Linked DNA regions of Mus musculus: region 1 is linked to region 2. The links are chromatin loops, found by intact Hi-C in ENCODE. Cell type or tissue: left cerebral cortex. All regions are shown on one strand.

Region 1 (8,000 bases), 250 kb after region 2:
TTCCAGCTTCTGGCTATTACAAATAAGGCTGCTATGAACATAGTGGAGCATGTGTCCTTATTACATGTTGGAGCATCTTCTGGGTATATGCCCAGGAATGGTATTGCTCCAGTAGTTTTATGACCAGTTTCCTGAGGAACCACCAAACTGATTTCCAGAGTGGTTGTAGCAGCTTGCAATCCCACCAGCAATGGAGGTGTAGAACCCCGATTCTCCCTCAATTGGGATACAGAGGAGATTCTGCATTGTTCACCCACACACTCCCTCAGCTTGTGATCACACCATAACCACCTAGGCCACTGGCAACAAATGATATTTCCCTGTAAGTACTTTTGTGTTTTCAATAGTGTTTTCCAAATGAGAGAAATCATCATGGAATCTCCAAGTCTGGCTGCTGCTTCTCAGCACGATACCGTTCTCATCCACCCTCAACTGGTGTTGAACCAGTTGTTTGCTTTATCTCATCAAACAAGTAAACAAGGAGCACATAAGAAAAGTAGAGAGTTCCCCTCACGGACGGCTGCTCAAACCTCAATGCCACATTCCAAAGCTGAATGAGTTTTATTTATTTGTCTGGAAGCAATGTTCATATGTAGCTCAGGCTGGATGTGAACTCACAATATTCCCGCCTCAACTTCCTGAGTACTGTGACAAGGTTAGATTTCCAACAAAGTTGGTGTAACTACAGCCCTTGTTCTATATTTTAATATTAGAGAAACACTATTAACATTTTAACACTAATAGAAACACTAATAGAAACATTTTAACACTAATAGAAACACTAATAGCATTTTAATATTAGAGAAACAATGTTAATTTTAGATTTAAATATTTTTCAAATGCCAGAATGGTTGCAAGACTGTCTATCTGTCTGTCTATCTATCAAACTTGGCTGGGGATATATCTCAGTATTTACTTGGAACAATCTGAAGTGTTTAGTTGGAATGCATGAGGCTGTAGGTTCAATTCCTAGTAGTGGCAAAAAAAATTTTTTTTAATAGAACTAAGACACTTTGTATAGTTTACCTCGTACATCAATTATTTAGAATTTGCCTCATTTGTTGTTTCATTCTTTTTCTTAGTAGATACAGATAGGTGATAGTTGGTAGGTAAACAGAAGATAGAATGGTAGATGTTAGGTACGCAGAGAAAGAGAGATGATAGAAAGAAAGAAAGAAAGAAAGAAAGAAAGAAAGAAAGAAAGAAAGAAAGAAAGAAAGAAAGATAGAGATGATAGATGATGATAGATGATAGATAACTAGATAGATGATAGAGATAGATAGATAGATAGATAGATAGATAGATAGATAGATAGATAGATGATAGATAGATAGATAGATGATAGATAGATAGATAGATAGATAGATAGATAGATGATAGATTGATGATAGATAGATAGATAGATAGATAGATAGATAGATAGATAGATAGATAGATAGATAGACGGATAGACGGATAGACAGATAGACAGATAGACAGATAGACAGATAGACAGATAGACAGATAGATAGATAGATAGATAGATAGATAGATAGATAGATAGATAGATAGATAGATAGAGATGATTCACATGTAGATAGATGATTAGCAGATGGATTTTTCCGCCCTCTGTCATTCAAGACTGAGCGAGAGGTATCTTTGCCAGTCATGCTACATTGTTTCCCGAGAGCAGAGTACATTCTTATTCTTAGCCTTAGGACAGTGGTCAAAGGGACAAAGTCTTCATGTCATCCCATTTCCTCCTCCACAGCACATGCTTGGGTTTCCTTGGCTTTATGCCTTTTGTAGCGACCTGATCCACCTCATTTCCATCATACCTCTTTAGTCCTCTGAGTCTGAAACTATCTTTTTGCTCTACTCTGTCTCTCCTGACTTTGACCTTTTGGAGTGTTCTAGTTTGTTTTTCTGTTCAGTTTCTCTGATATTTCTTCCTGCTTAGGTGGTCACGGACTTTGGCAGGATCTCACAAAAGTGACTTTAGGTTTTCCCAAGGAACCCTATCAGGAGTCTTTAGATGTCACCTTGTCCAAATATCAGTGATGTTAGCTTTTTAAAAATTGGTTAAAGGACATCTGCCAGACTTAGCGACCAAAATGCATAGTCTCTTTATGAAGGACAAGCTTCCAGGAACCCCAGACCTCCTGCTCAGTTTAGGCTAATGATTTTTGGCCCTGTCACCCAGGATGTATTGCTCATTTTCTGCCTGGGACCCACACAGCCCTGGCTCTCATGCTGCTGTTCTTGCTATTTTGGTCTGAGAGCCTAACACATGCTAGGTAGCAATGAGAATCTCCCAGCCACTGCCTGCTGGCCACCCAGGCTCTTCTGCATACCTGTGGTACCCAAATGATCCAGTGCTGACCAACTTTGTGGGTGGGAAGAGAGAAATTGGCACTATGGGTTGTACTCATCTTTGCTGGGAAAAGTCCATCCCTTCTCATTCTTGAAACCGTCAGATGCTTTTGTAGGAAAAATTTCAGCTGAAGAGCCATTCAGGGGATTTCAATCCCCTGGGCATTTTCCTGAGCTGGACCTGGGTCATGGCTGTGGTGTGAAGGGAGCAGAGCATGCAGAGTCTCAGAGACAAGGGATCAATATTTCATTTCTATATAGAGAGCCCCACTGTAATGCAGGCCTGACAAACACCAGTGTCTACTAAGAGAAAAGAATAAATGAAAGAACAAAAGAATGAAAACAGGAGAAAGAATATGTGATGAAAAATAAGCCAGACTCAGAAAGATAAATCTCATATCTTCTTCCTCACACATATACTCTTTGTCTCTCTCTGACTGTCTTGCTCTGTGTGTGTGTGTGTGTGTGTGTGTGTGTGTGCATAGTTATGCACACAGATCATCAACCTGATATAAAGGCAGACAGGAAATAGGTTGGCAAAGTGTGTGACATATGTGTGTGAAATTTTCATCATGAAACCCTTGACCTTGTGTGCTATATTGAAAACTGAGAAAAGAGAGGGTAGAAGGGAAGGAAATAGGGATAAGAAGGTGAAGAGCAGAGAGAATGAGGGAAGGGAGAATGCTTACCATGATTTTCTAAGCCCAGTCCTATTAACAAGCCAAAGCTGCAGCCCAGAATTCTACATTATACTGAGGCAAGTGGGTTGAACATTGGTTTATCTTGATGTTTACTTCAGTTCTTAGTGCCCAGTTCTCAACATTCCTCAAGGAAAGGGGAAAGGCAGATGCAGACTGGAGTCAATGCTTGACTCCACTGAACTAGCCCATGTCTGATGGCATGTATGATGGAGAGCTAGGCCATGCCCATCTGAGAGCTGGCTTCTTTTCATTTGACCCTGGAGTTTAGAGGCTACCTGATAGACCAAATCCTTGCACTGATTGACTGGTACATGGTTTCAGTGACTTTTTCTGAAGGCTCCACCTCAGCTCTGTGGCACAAAGCACTAGGTAGATGAAGTCTTAGATTTTGCTGGATGACCTTTTCTGTAGAATCCAGGGATTTCAAAAAGAAAAATAAATGAACCATGACAAGTCCAGGGGAAATGACATAAGTTGACAGAGTCATTGCCCAGGAGTGTAGAGAAGTCTCCAGGTCACACACAAAGTGTCTACTATACAGCCACACTCTCAGCTCCTCCTAAGACATGCTCCATGGCTGACCCCTCTTCTTCCCTTCCCTTTCTCCTTCTCTTTCTTTCTCCTTCTCTTCCCTCTTTCTGTAAAGCTCTTCATCTCTCCCTCTCCTCCTCTTCTCACTCTCCATCACTCCTCCTTTACCCCCACATTCTCTCTCCTTCTCTACCTTTCACCTTCCCACTGCCCTTCCTCTGCCTTCTTTGAGTCTTTGACACAGGATCTCAAGCATCCTTGAACTCACTATGTTGGAAGGATGACTTTGAACTTGTGCTCCTCCTGCTTCTGACTCCCTAGTGCAGGGATTAGGGGTGAACACCTTCATTAGACAAGCACTGTGCCAAATGATCATTATCTCCAGCCCAATTCTGAGAAATATCTCTTGACTTCTACAACCCCCTTCACAGTTCCTGCTTTGAGCTCCATCAACTCATCATTTTTGTTTACTTGCAATGCCCTTCCCAGGATCATCTGTTCAGCTATGTTGCCTTTTGAGCTAGACTGGAAGATTCTAAGAGCTGGAACTACCCCACATACTTAGCTCTTCCCAGTGTGCCTCACAGTAACTCCCTCCAGACTGTAGATACACAACAAACATTGACAGGTAGACTAGGAGATTCTTGTTTCTGTTTTTCCTGAGAGTTTTTCCCAATAGCTTCATAAAGCAGGTTTCTAAACTGGCATGGATAAGGATTTGTCTGCACAGTTCAATTACTACATCTGAGTACCAACCTGCCAAGGCAGTGACACAGACCTCACTTTGTCTCATTGAAGGGTTATGGAGACATTATGCTTTCTGCACTTTGGCTTTTGTGAGCCTGTATAAGGAAAGCACAGAGTTTGTGTGTATGATGAGGGACTCTCCTTTCCCTCTGGGAACATATACCCATGTTGTGTTTGCCTATGGGCTCTCTCCAAGGTGCATTCAACCACAGCTGTAAGGCTCTGATCAGTGACCTATGGTGTCCCCCAAAGAGATGATGGAGCCCAAAAGCAGTGTTTACAGCCCTTCACTCTTTGCTGGAAGCCCTTCAGGCTGTGCTTTACAAATGAGGTTTTAAGCCGCATCACCTGAAGATGGATTTCTGTGCTCAGTCAGATATTAGCAGTACATGGTTTGGGTGGTATGAAATGGGAGTTTAGTGAGTTTAGTCCCCCCTTCACCTTAGGCTAATTATTAAAGAAAGTGTTTGTAGGCCTGCCGACTCTCATAATTCATCCTGACTCACACTTTTCTAGAGTCAGGCTTACAGAGCTCCATCTGCAATGCTGTGATCATTGCCAGAAGAACGTGGTAGGACTGAGTCATACTCCCCCATCTGTGATGGCGTGGGACCCTTGCTAGAGGAATGTGGTAGGACTGAGTCACAACCTCATACTCCTCCATGTGTGACGGCAGGAGCATAGCTGATGAGTGTTGTGGAACCAAGTCATCATTCCACGGTGCAGATGAACTCAGGGAACTTCATTCAGAAACAAGTCTGCCCTTTCCTTCTTCAGTGTGATGGAGTTACATATCCTAAGTCCTCCCATGAGCAAAGCAACCACAATAACCAGGTGTTCTAGTTTGCTTCTCACTGCCACAATACAGATACCATGGTCAACAAACATGGGGAGGGAAGAGTTTTTTTTGGCTTACTCATCTCAATCACAGTCCATTATAAAGAGAAGCTAGGACAGGCACTCTAGCAAGAACTGCAGCAGAGAACATGGAGAAACACTTACTGACTTGTTTCCTAAGGCTTGCTCAAGTTGATTTTTTTATACAACTAAAGACTAACTTCCTAGGGATGGCATGGCCCACCATGAGCTGGGTCCTTGCATATCAATCATTAATCAAGAAAATGTTCCACAGACTTGCCTACAGGCCAATCTTATGGAGCCATTTTCTCAACTGAAGTTCTATCTTCCCAGATGACTCTAGTCTGTGTCAAGTTGACAATGAACCTAACAACCACATCAGGTGACAGACTTTGATACCACTTTCAAAGAACAAACTTCAAAACTCCGGAAAGGAAATAGACAAGATACCAGGTGCCCAGAATCTATCGCCTTCTAAAAAGCACATTAAGAAGAATGGAATCATTTTTCTCCTTAGAGAACACTTACCTTGAAATATAGTCAACTGCCCTGGAATCTTCCATTTCTACTTTCTGCTTTTTCCCCCCTCTCTCTATAGTGTCTGCAAATTTGCATTCCTATGACATATGTGTATATTATGCACTTGAAAATTTTATATAAAGAAAGTGAGAACGGTGGCACGTAAGACTCTAAGAACGTTAAAGATTTAGTGCAACACCTAATTTTAGAGGTAGAGATACTGATCCAAAAGCAGGCCTGAGGCCCGTTTACAGGAAGCAAACAAATGTCCTACAAGAGATGGTAGTCTGGCTCAGCCCCCACCCAGTGCCCTCTTCAGCATGACTGGCATATACGTTAGCTAGACATTACACTGAGGCTTCCACCCACTCTGGCACAATCCCATTAGCGGTTATGAGAGTCCTATTATTAGAAAACAGCTACTGAAAGTATTCTCATCTCAAACTCAGGAAGTGGAAATGAAACCGAGAGTATTTAAGTTTGCTAAATAGAACACTGGAACAGTCCTGACATCCCCATCCTCACCCTCAAAATGATGAGGTTAGCTGGATGATCATTGATGGGAGCATCTCTATCTGAAACACCTATGAAGTCTAAGTCCTGTGAGTATTCCCCATGAGATTTGCTCTTTGTCTCTCCTCAACTGTGACTCTTGAAGGATCTCGAACTTCTATTTTTCCAAATATAAGATGGAGCTAATAATAATTGCCAAGCTGTGGTGACAGTAAACAAGATAATTCACGTTTATTCTTTGAATAAAAAGCAATGTGAAAATGCACCGTGAATCACTTAGGCAGCTTGCAGATAGCCAGGGACTGTGGGATAAAATTAGCCCAAGATGAAGAGGGATGCATTTGTTTGATGGATTCTTTCTCATGGATGCTCAATTCCAAGGTGAATCTTCTGCCTTTCAGAAATTGTGAGCCAGGATGAACTCAGGGCCACTATTAACATTTAACAAAACTGCACATTATTAAAATGGTAATCTGCATTCACTTCAGAGAGGTAAACTCCAGTGCACTCCATGCCTAGGGTTTAATGGCATTCTGCTGCTAGTTTAGATTGCAGATCTAGCAACTTCATCAACTGAAGAGCCGAGGCCCAATTGTAATACTTTTCGCAACATTTAGAAAATGCTTTTCATTTATTACCACCACTTCTTTGCTTTATATCCTCACTAACAAATATATCTATAAAGACGCTTAAAACTGATTCAACATATGCATATGTTGGGATGTGTTTGTAGATGTATGTGTGCATACATGCATGGACCAAAGGCCACCTCAGATGTTATCCCTCAGGCACTGTCTTTCTTTATTGAGAGAGGGTCTTTTGCTGAACTTAGAGCCTCTTCTGCTCTGTTTACCCAGCCCTGGGATTTTAAGTGTGTACCCCCATGCCTAGCTTTTGCACATGAAGATCAAATTCAGATCCCCATGCTTACACAGTCAGCACCTTATCTACTGAGCCATTTTCCCAACCCTTGAATTACTATCATACAGAGACTCAAGTCTCCATCATTGCATATATTGCACAGATCAGTGAGCTACCATTATTGCTATGACTTGAGTAGAACAATCTAAATCTGGCTCAGCTATCCCTACCATCAATTCATTAATCATCTCAAAATTGCAAATTCTTTTTTCTTTTCTCTTTTTTATTAGATATTTTCTTTATTTACATTTCAAATGTTATCCCCTTTCCTGGTCTCCCCTCCCGAAAACCTTCCCCCCCCCTTCCCCTCCCCTGCTCACCAACCCGCCCACTCCCTCTTCCAGGCCCTGGCTTTCCCCTATACTGGAGCATAGTGCCTTCATGGGACCTTTTTGAGAGCTTGTACAACTAACATCAATAAACAATGGCTTGCTTTGGGAAGGAATCTCTACCAGCATACTAGGGTGACTTGGAGGGTGCAGGGAGTACCTTTGAAGAAAAGAGAAGCTGGGCATGGTGGTGCACATCTAATCCCAACACTGGGAGGCTGAGGTAGGAGGCACAGGTTCCAGGCCAAACAGAGCTAGATAGTAAGACCCTATCTCCAAGAAGGAAAAAAAAAAAACCAAAAACCAAAAAACCAAAGAAAGAGATGAGGAAGATGAAAATTGTACCTGAGTTTTGTCTGTTTAGGAGAATCCAGCGTTAAGATAATAGCATTTGAACTTTAATTTGCATGCCAGTCACTCCCTACCCATCCTGAGGAAGTCAGTGTGAGCATTAGTCACTTTCCTTGATGGGTGCACTGATGAAGCATCTGACTGAAACAACTCAAAGAAGGAAGAAGGTAGGGTTTAT
Region 2 (8,000 bases):
CATATAGATATGAGGGTCATTACATGGCCATATAAAGTAGAAGCTACATCTGTCAAACTTATGTAGAGACAGAGACGTAGGAGAGGTTTGCTCTCTTTACAAGGTCTTAGCTGTAGTGCATCACCTCTCCTCAGCAACCCCCACCCTGATGTTCCTCAGAAATTGCTCGGGCCACCCTTCTGGTCTGATCTCATTTTCTTGTCAAAAACAACTTTCTTCTGTGGCTTATCTCTTAGGAAAAATCTGATAATCTAAATCTAGACCAAACTTCGCTGTGTGTGTGTGTGTGTGTGTGTGTGTGTGTGTGTGTGTGTAAGTGCACATATGCAGAGGTCTTTGAGAATACTATGGTTAAGTCTATTAAGATCTCAGATTTAATTTATATTTTAGCAATGCCCACAGAGCCTTGATACAAAATAGAATAGTGCAGGCTGGAGTCATGGTATGAGATTTGAAAAAACAAAAACAAAAACAAAAACTTAGTGAGTGAAGCCATTTCCACTGTATTTGAATCCTGTGGCACCTCAGTGACTGGGTAAGTACTATCTATGCTAGCTTTGGAAACACTGAGCATGTACTATTGAATCCAACAAGACCAAAGGTGTTGCACTGACTCAAGTTTCATGGCTACTGAGTAAAAGTTTTGGATGTTTTCTTGGAAAAGAATATAGGGATGGTTACAAGATGTTGTGAGCAGCTTTAGAGCTGGCGAGCTAGTCCAGGCTGCAGCCTTAGCTTGTGTGCCAATCCGTTTGAGAATGTGACATTTTCCCAGTACCATATAGCATCTCTCATCCCACCTCAAACAAGGGAAGTACTTAGGCTACACATTAAGCCTCCTTCCACCTCCTCCCACTGAAATAAACATCCACTCAGATCTGATCCATCTACTTTGCCAAAATGTTGGTGTCTTCTGCCATTTACCCTTTAGAAGAGTTTGAATGAGTTCTTCGCTTTAAATATAATATGTTCCCCACAGGCTCCTAAATTGTGGAACCTCTAGGAAGTGGAAACTCACTAGAGAGGGTATGTCACTGGGACCTTGAGGTTTTATAGCCTGGCTTCAACTTCTCTTCATTCTCTACATTCTGGTTGCTTATGGAATGTAACCTGCAGCTAGCCTCATACACCTGCTGCCCTGATTTCTGGGCCATGATAGAATGTATCCCCTCCAACCCTAAGTCCAAACAAACCTGTCCTTCCTCAAATTGCTTCTTTTTATGTATTTTGTTACAGCAATGAGAAAAGTAACTGCTATGAAAAGTTCCTTAGCCACTCTTAGTTTTCTACTCTATACAGTGGCAATGATAACAATTTGCATCAGTCAGCTTTCTATCACTCTAAGGAATACCTGAGACAGTAACTCTATCAAGAGAAAAGGTTGGGGACTAGAGAGATGGTTCAGGCAGTAAGGAGCCTACAACTCAAGCATGAGGAGATTAGAGGCTCAGCATCCACAGACAAAGCCAGGCAATATGGCATGTATCAGTAACCCTAGCACTGAGGAGACAGAGGCAGAAGGATCTCTATGGCTTGCTGGCCAGCCAGCCTGTCTGAATCTGTCAGCTCTAGATGATTCAACGAGAGAGCCTATTTTCAAAAAAGAAGTGGAGAGTGATCCAGGAAGATAACAAAGTCAGTATGTGGCTTTCATATGAACATACACAAACATTCACGTTTAAACACCCACATGAACACATTCTCCCCATGTCCACATGAAACAGAAAGGTTGATTTTAACTCAGAGTGGAACAGTTTCAGTCCATGTGTGATCATTTTGGTCCTAATGACCTTAGGCCTGTGGTGATGATAACATCATATTGTGGCCACAACACAAAGGAGAGGAGGAACTTGGGTCCCACAGTCCACCTCAAGGACATTTTTCCAACCTGCTAACTTTTTCCCATTAAGCCTGACCTCCAAAGGTTTCATCACTTCCCAATAGCACCTCTCTGGGGGCCCAGTGCTGCACACATTGGCCTCTGTGGGATATTAGAGACCCACTGTATAGGAAGCACCTACCTCACAGAGCTGCTAAGATGAGATGGGATATGTGGGCAAGTGGCCTGGATCATGTGATCATTCTTACATGATCATTTTAGTTCCCTTGTGTACAGTTGAGGCCTTGGGAGGGAGGGTGGTTAACTCCTGATACATTGTAGTAGCTGCATTTTCCAAGTTTCAGATGACAGGGAAAAGTTAATGTCTAGCCAAGTCCAGTAGCCATCCTTTACTTCCCAGAAAAACAGACGGGGATGATGCTGTTGCACAGCACTTCTCCTTTGACTCCAGGGATACAGAAACAATCGATTGTCAATGTCTTCCCCATGGATACAGAGGTAATAGTTTGGCAACGTCTAACACATTATGACTAGCCCAAGTACACCTGACAACTGTTACTGGGCTGGGGATTGTGATGAGATGAGAAAAAACTGCACTTTTCACGTGTTGACTTTCATGGACCACATCATTATCTTTAAATAGAAGGCGATGCTTGAGCACAATGGCTGGGTCTCTTCTCCCATGCCATTGCTGATGCTCTCTTCAGAACTCTGTCTTCAGCTCTCTGGAATGTGCTGCTTTCAGATACTAAGGGCCAACGTTTCAATTGGCCTCTTTCCCCGTCCTCCTGTTATTTACAGGTGCTGTTTCTGAATGCAGAAATTCCAATTTACTAGTGTAATTACCCAATTTATATGCACAAAGGTGGGCTGCCACTCACAAAAATTAATGCTGCCCTAAATAGCAAGTAAGACCAGCTCAGATGTGACTCTCCTTAACATATCAGACCTGTGTGGGAACTCCACACACTGAATTACTTTAGCTAGTTCACTTATTACATTTGGCATAGTGCCTCCATGGGGGCATCCTAACTGAGTGCCAATGGGGAATCTAGGCTTGAAATTGCCAGGTTGTGGGCGACTTCTGTGAATTCTTCACAAAGGTAATATAATGGTAGATGTTGTATGAAATGATTGGTTGGTGGATCCCTGGGTCAGATGACAGTCAAGGAGGCTTTGCCGTCAAAGCAATAAACATACCTTTGTGTCTGAAAAGGGAAGGCGTTTCATGGGGAGGGTTCATAAATGCAGAGATGGATTCTGAGCAAGTTCAATGTTCATTCTAAAATGACTGTAAGAGTCTCATGTTGTCCAAAAAAACCAATCCTAGTGGCTCCTGAGTGATGCAAGAAGGTGATTTAAGAATTCTTACCTGGAAAGAGATGTGGAGCTTGGTAAGAATGTGGCCTTTGGAAAGGGACCATATCTCACCCACTTCAGTATTCTCAATGTACTGTTAGAGAGTTCTCACCATAGAACATAGACACTCAATAGAACATTTGCTGGAGAACTGACTAACACCCTAGGACTCAACAGAATCATAGGGGCAAGCAGCCCCAAGATTGCTGCTCAGGGATTTTAATGTTGAACAATCATGGCTAAATGAGGTGGCATAGGATTAAAAAACAAGTCCAAAGCTGGTACAGTGGGAAATATCTGTTACCTCTGCACTTGGAAGACAGAGGCAGGAGAGTTGAGAGTTTGAGGCCAGCCTGGACTATATAGCAAGACACTTTCTCCAAAAGTCAACAAATAAAAATGGCTAATAAAATTAAATGATGTTTTAAAATAATATGGTTCTCTTCCTCCACTTGAAACAAGGTCTTTCTCTTTAGCCGAGGCTAGCCTCAAACTCCTCATGTTGCTAAAGATGGTCTTGAGCTTCTGGTCTGTAGAATGCTGAGATGACAGGCATGTGCCACTACATTCTGTAATGGCAGTGTTGGCCGTACAACCTGGAACTTCACACAGGTTGGGCAAGCACTCTGCTAAGACACATCCAAAGACTAAAAAATAACATGTTTAAAGGAATTTTTTTCCTCTGATAGGTTTCTCCTTTTCTTTTCTGCTTGATACGTTTTATTCTATCTGGGATGCAGCTGTGTCCTGGTTCCCTCTCCTATGCTAACTATAAGTGGAAGTGCAGGCCCAGGTCTCTAAAGTGGGAGCCCTGGCTCTTTTAAACCAGGGTAAGTACCAATGTGTTAAAGGAGGAAAACCATGACACCACACAACCACAGGAGCTGACACATGTAAAGTCACACCCCTGGGTCCCACTAATGAAGACCAATCCTTTCAATTGGTGTTGTTTCTCCATTGGGTCTATACTCTATGGTGTTCTGATGACAGCTGACCTGGCTGCCTGTACAATAACAGCTGAGCTGGTGGTATACTCCTGAAGTTATGCAACGTTCATTTCTGCCCCAAGCTCACAAGCTTGCAACTGTTTGAAGCTGCTGGATACTACAGTATGTTTCTATCTTTGTGTCTGGCAAGATTTTCTAAGCTCTTAAAATTACTTGCCATTTAGGTAGGCAGGAATCCAGGGAGCGAGGCTTGAAATAAACATGACTACTGGCTTCGTGCTTCCAGTAGCCTGCTGAGGAAATGACCCCTTTTCTTCCTGCTCTTCTCCTTTTGCCTTTGCTTCACTGCCTGTGGTCTTAGCCCTTGTCATTTATTCAGCAATCTGTATAAATTTAACATCAAATGATTAATGACTTCCTTGCCATATTCCAGGAGAAAACTGAGATAAGATTTCTCTGATATCAATAGCATATTTAAAAGTCTAATTTAGGGTGATATGAGTAGCTTTGTGTTCCTTTTGATTTTGTCTTTCCACATCACCTTAAGAGAACTTTTAGCTACTTTCTTCTCTAAGAAGGAGATGGTGGTGATGGGCGAGTAGGAACAGCAAGATGTCCAAAGTGCCCTTCTTTGCCCTGGCCAGACAAGGATATCAACATAACTGACCATGCCAGCAGTGAGATCCCGAGGGCCTGGTCATCATCACTTCTCACACTGGAGGAATTTTATCTGTCCTGCTTCCTGATAGAGAAAGTGAATCCTAAACCCAGTGTTTTTTAAGGTTATGAAAAGACATACTTTAGTTCCCACAAGTAATTCTCTCCTGATACAACAAAACCTACATATTAATAAAGTAAAACCTGGTGTGCAAATATTTTCATAAGCAAGATAACAAGAATGATCACATGCTTTTTACCAAAGCTCCCACCACAGTGGACTGTGCTGAGTGGCTGTGAACACGGTGCTCACAGCACCAGAGAAAGCTGATGGTAAGCACTGGCTCAAGAGTTACATGAGCTGAGAAGCAGTATCTGAGAGGCATTCCCAGCCGGTGTGTGCTGGTACCATCTGATCCCAGTAAGAGTCTCTGTTATAAAAAAAATCAAAGACTATGGTGGGGAGATAGCACAGGCAGGAAAGCACTTGCCTTGTCAATGTGCAGACCTGAATTCCACACCCAGAATTTATATTTTTTAAAAAGGAAAAAATTTAAACATGGTTGCATGCGAGTAACCCCAGAGCTTAAGGGATGGGGAGGTAATGGGTCCCTAGGCTCGTCATTTAGCCAGCTTAGCCTACTGACTGTGCACTAGGACAGTGAGAGACCCTGTCTCAATAAACAAGATAAAGAACTGAGGAATGACACCCGTTGTCAGCCTCTGGGTTGTCCCACAGCACCTGTGCATACTTTAGTGCATATGAATGTGCACTAACACACACACACACACACACACACACACACACACACACACACACACACAATGTCAACTAGCAAATGCTGATGGGCTTATACTGCTGGTAGGAATGTAAATTGGTACAGTCACTGTGAAATCATTATGGAGATTCCTCTAAGACTAAAAATAAAACTCCCATATGATCTAGCTATAGCACTCCAGAAAAGAATCTAAGTCACGCTGCACATTCCTGTTTATTGCTGGCACTACTCAGAAGAGCCAAGATGTGAAACCAGAGTAGATATCCATCAACAGACAACAAAAGAGAATGTGGCATGTAAAGAATACAGAGACCCTGTCATCTGCAATGAAATACATGGAACTGGTCTAGGATCAGAATAAACACTGTGGCAGGAGAGAGACAGAGTGGGAGAGGGAGAGGGAGGGAGAGACGTGGGGGAGGCACAGCAGGATTAATGTATGAGAGAAGCTAGCTGGCAGAGGGAAACTGGAAACCCCATATGACCTGGGCTACAATGTAATAAACAGAACCTGGGACAAAGAATGCAGGAGATATGGTTGCTGTGTAAAACCTTTAAAGATCAGTAGCACTGAGCTTTGGAATGGCTGTCTTGTCAGCTCACTAGTCTCCCTCTACCTAGGGGGGTGCTTTTTAAAAAAATTATAAACAAATTTTCTTCATTTCTATTGCTAGCCATGTGTTCCAGGTACATTTTATTATTAGGAAAATACTGCAACCAGGGCATTTCACTAGGGACACCTTAGATTCTGCAGCTATTCCAGCAGGACACACAGAACAAGTATTATGTATTCTCTCCCTATGTGGAAGGGGAAAGGAGAGAGGGAAGGAAGGAAGGAAGGAAGGAAGGAAGGAAGGAAGGAAGGAAGGAAGGACGGAAGGAAGGAAGGAAGAAACATAGATGAATGACAGGTAAAATAGTGATTGACTAGAAATGATTGTGTTTTGAGAGAAGTATAGACAGTGTGATTAGATTTGATCAGAGTCTTGTAATTGTATGAAACAACTACAGTAAATTCAGCTGATATATGTTAATAAAAAAAAAACTAAAGCTGGGCTGGGGGCGTAACTTGGTTGAATGTTTGTCTAGCATGCATGAAGCTTGGAGTTCAACCCCAGTAGGGCATGAACTGGGTGTGGCATTTGTGCCCTCAGCATTCAAGAGGTAGATATATAAGAGGACCAGGAGTTCAAGTCCCCTCTTGTTTATGGACACAAGAGCTCTTGCAAAGAGGCTGTGTCTGTAAAGGTTGATTGACTGACTCAAACTTCAGTAATGTGGAGAAGTTGGAATTTTGCTAGTCTAGATTCAAATGACCTTGAAGCATTTTTAACCCCTTGATAGACGTTTATTGCTCCTTTGTACACACAAACCTTTCTATGGTGACTATTAGGTAAATGAACAGACCTTTAGTTTCTACCCACCAAAGGGCTAAGAGTGCTGCTAGTTAGCATCTTAGAGTAGAGTGTCCCTTGCATTGCTATAACTCTCCTAAGTGACATACTCATTGATCGATTTGAAAAGTTTGCCTTATGACTTTCTTTTTTTTCTGCAAATATAAAAGCTCATGAAATTGCTGCCTCATTAGAACATCATAGTTGAGATAAACTAAGTCTTTGCTCCCAGGCCATGGTCACTCATATTTGGCTCTAGAACAAACCATGTCTTGTGTTTCTTTTCCGTGAGAGTTCTCTTTCATTAGTACCTACACAGTAAATTGTATGGCAGCTGGAGACTACAAAAAGCACTGTCATTGACAACAACAACAACAAACTTAAAAATAAAAAAGGTAAGAGCAAGATGTAGCCTCTCAGTACGAGCACTCTTTTGCTTTCTGATTGTGGAATAGTATGAAACATATCTGGTCTTTGTCCCTGGTTCCTGTTAGAATTCTTAGATCCCTTCAGGCTTGGCAGTGGTACACATACCTTTTGTCAAAGATAATGAGCCCTTTGCACAGCACCTCAGCTTATGCTAATGAATGTCTTCAGCAGTTCCAGGTGGGTAGGTGGGTCAGGTCACCAGAAAGGTCATATCATTAGTTGGAATTTTCAGCCCCCTCTGGGAAGAGTCCAGGTAGTGCTGGAAATGGAGTTGCATGTGAACACTTGAGTTTTTGAAGTGCTGAATGCCTGGAAGAGCTGGGGACTGACTGGCCAGAGAAGGCACAGAGTCCCCATCCCTATGACATATATTACCTTCCTTTTCATCCAGTGTTTTAGCTGTGTTTTTTATGGCCAACTCTAACAGACTCACAGATGATGTAGGTAACATTTCCCTGAGTTTTGTGAACAAGCTGGCCCAGCAAAGTACTGAGCCAATTCCCTGAGGCTGTGAAAGCCCCAGGGTTGTCTGAAGTAGAAATGGCCTTGTGGGACTGAGGATCATGAACTGAAGTTCCCAAAGGGAAACATTCTG

What was found. Peaks named below come from ENCODE experiments on the same cell type or tissue, not always from the same donor. Only the 100,000 strongest peaks of a DNase experiment are listed, where the experiment ranks them.
Region 1: a loop joins it to region 2, with 14 times the contacts of the local background. A loop is called at or near these places in 3 of 42 quality-filtered maps.

What each region holds. Positions count from the first base shown.
Region 1 is chr8:128,160,207-128,168,206 of GRCm38, forward strand. No RefSeq gene overlaps it. Among named protein-coding and RNA genes, the nearest start is that of Mir21c, 110 kb to the right of the region's middle. In left cerebral cortex, no CTCF peak of the experiment used is centred here; DNase peaks (open chromatin) are centred at 4,936, 6,065 and 6,489; H3K27ac peaks cover 439 bases.
Region 2 is chr8:127,909,982-127,917,981 of GRCm38, forward strand. No RefSeq gene overlaps it. Among named protein-coding and RNA genes, the nearest start is that of Gm32590, 110 kb to the left of the region's middle. In left cerebral cortex, no CTCF peak of the experiment used is centred here; DNase peaks (open chromatin) are centred at 4,311, 5,210 and 5,815; H3K27ac peaks cover 2,031 bases.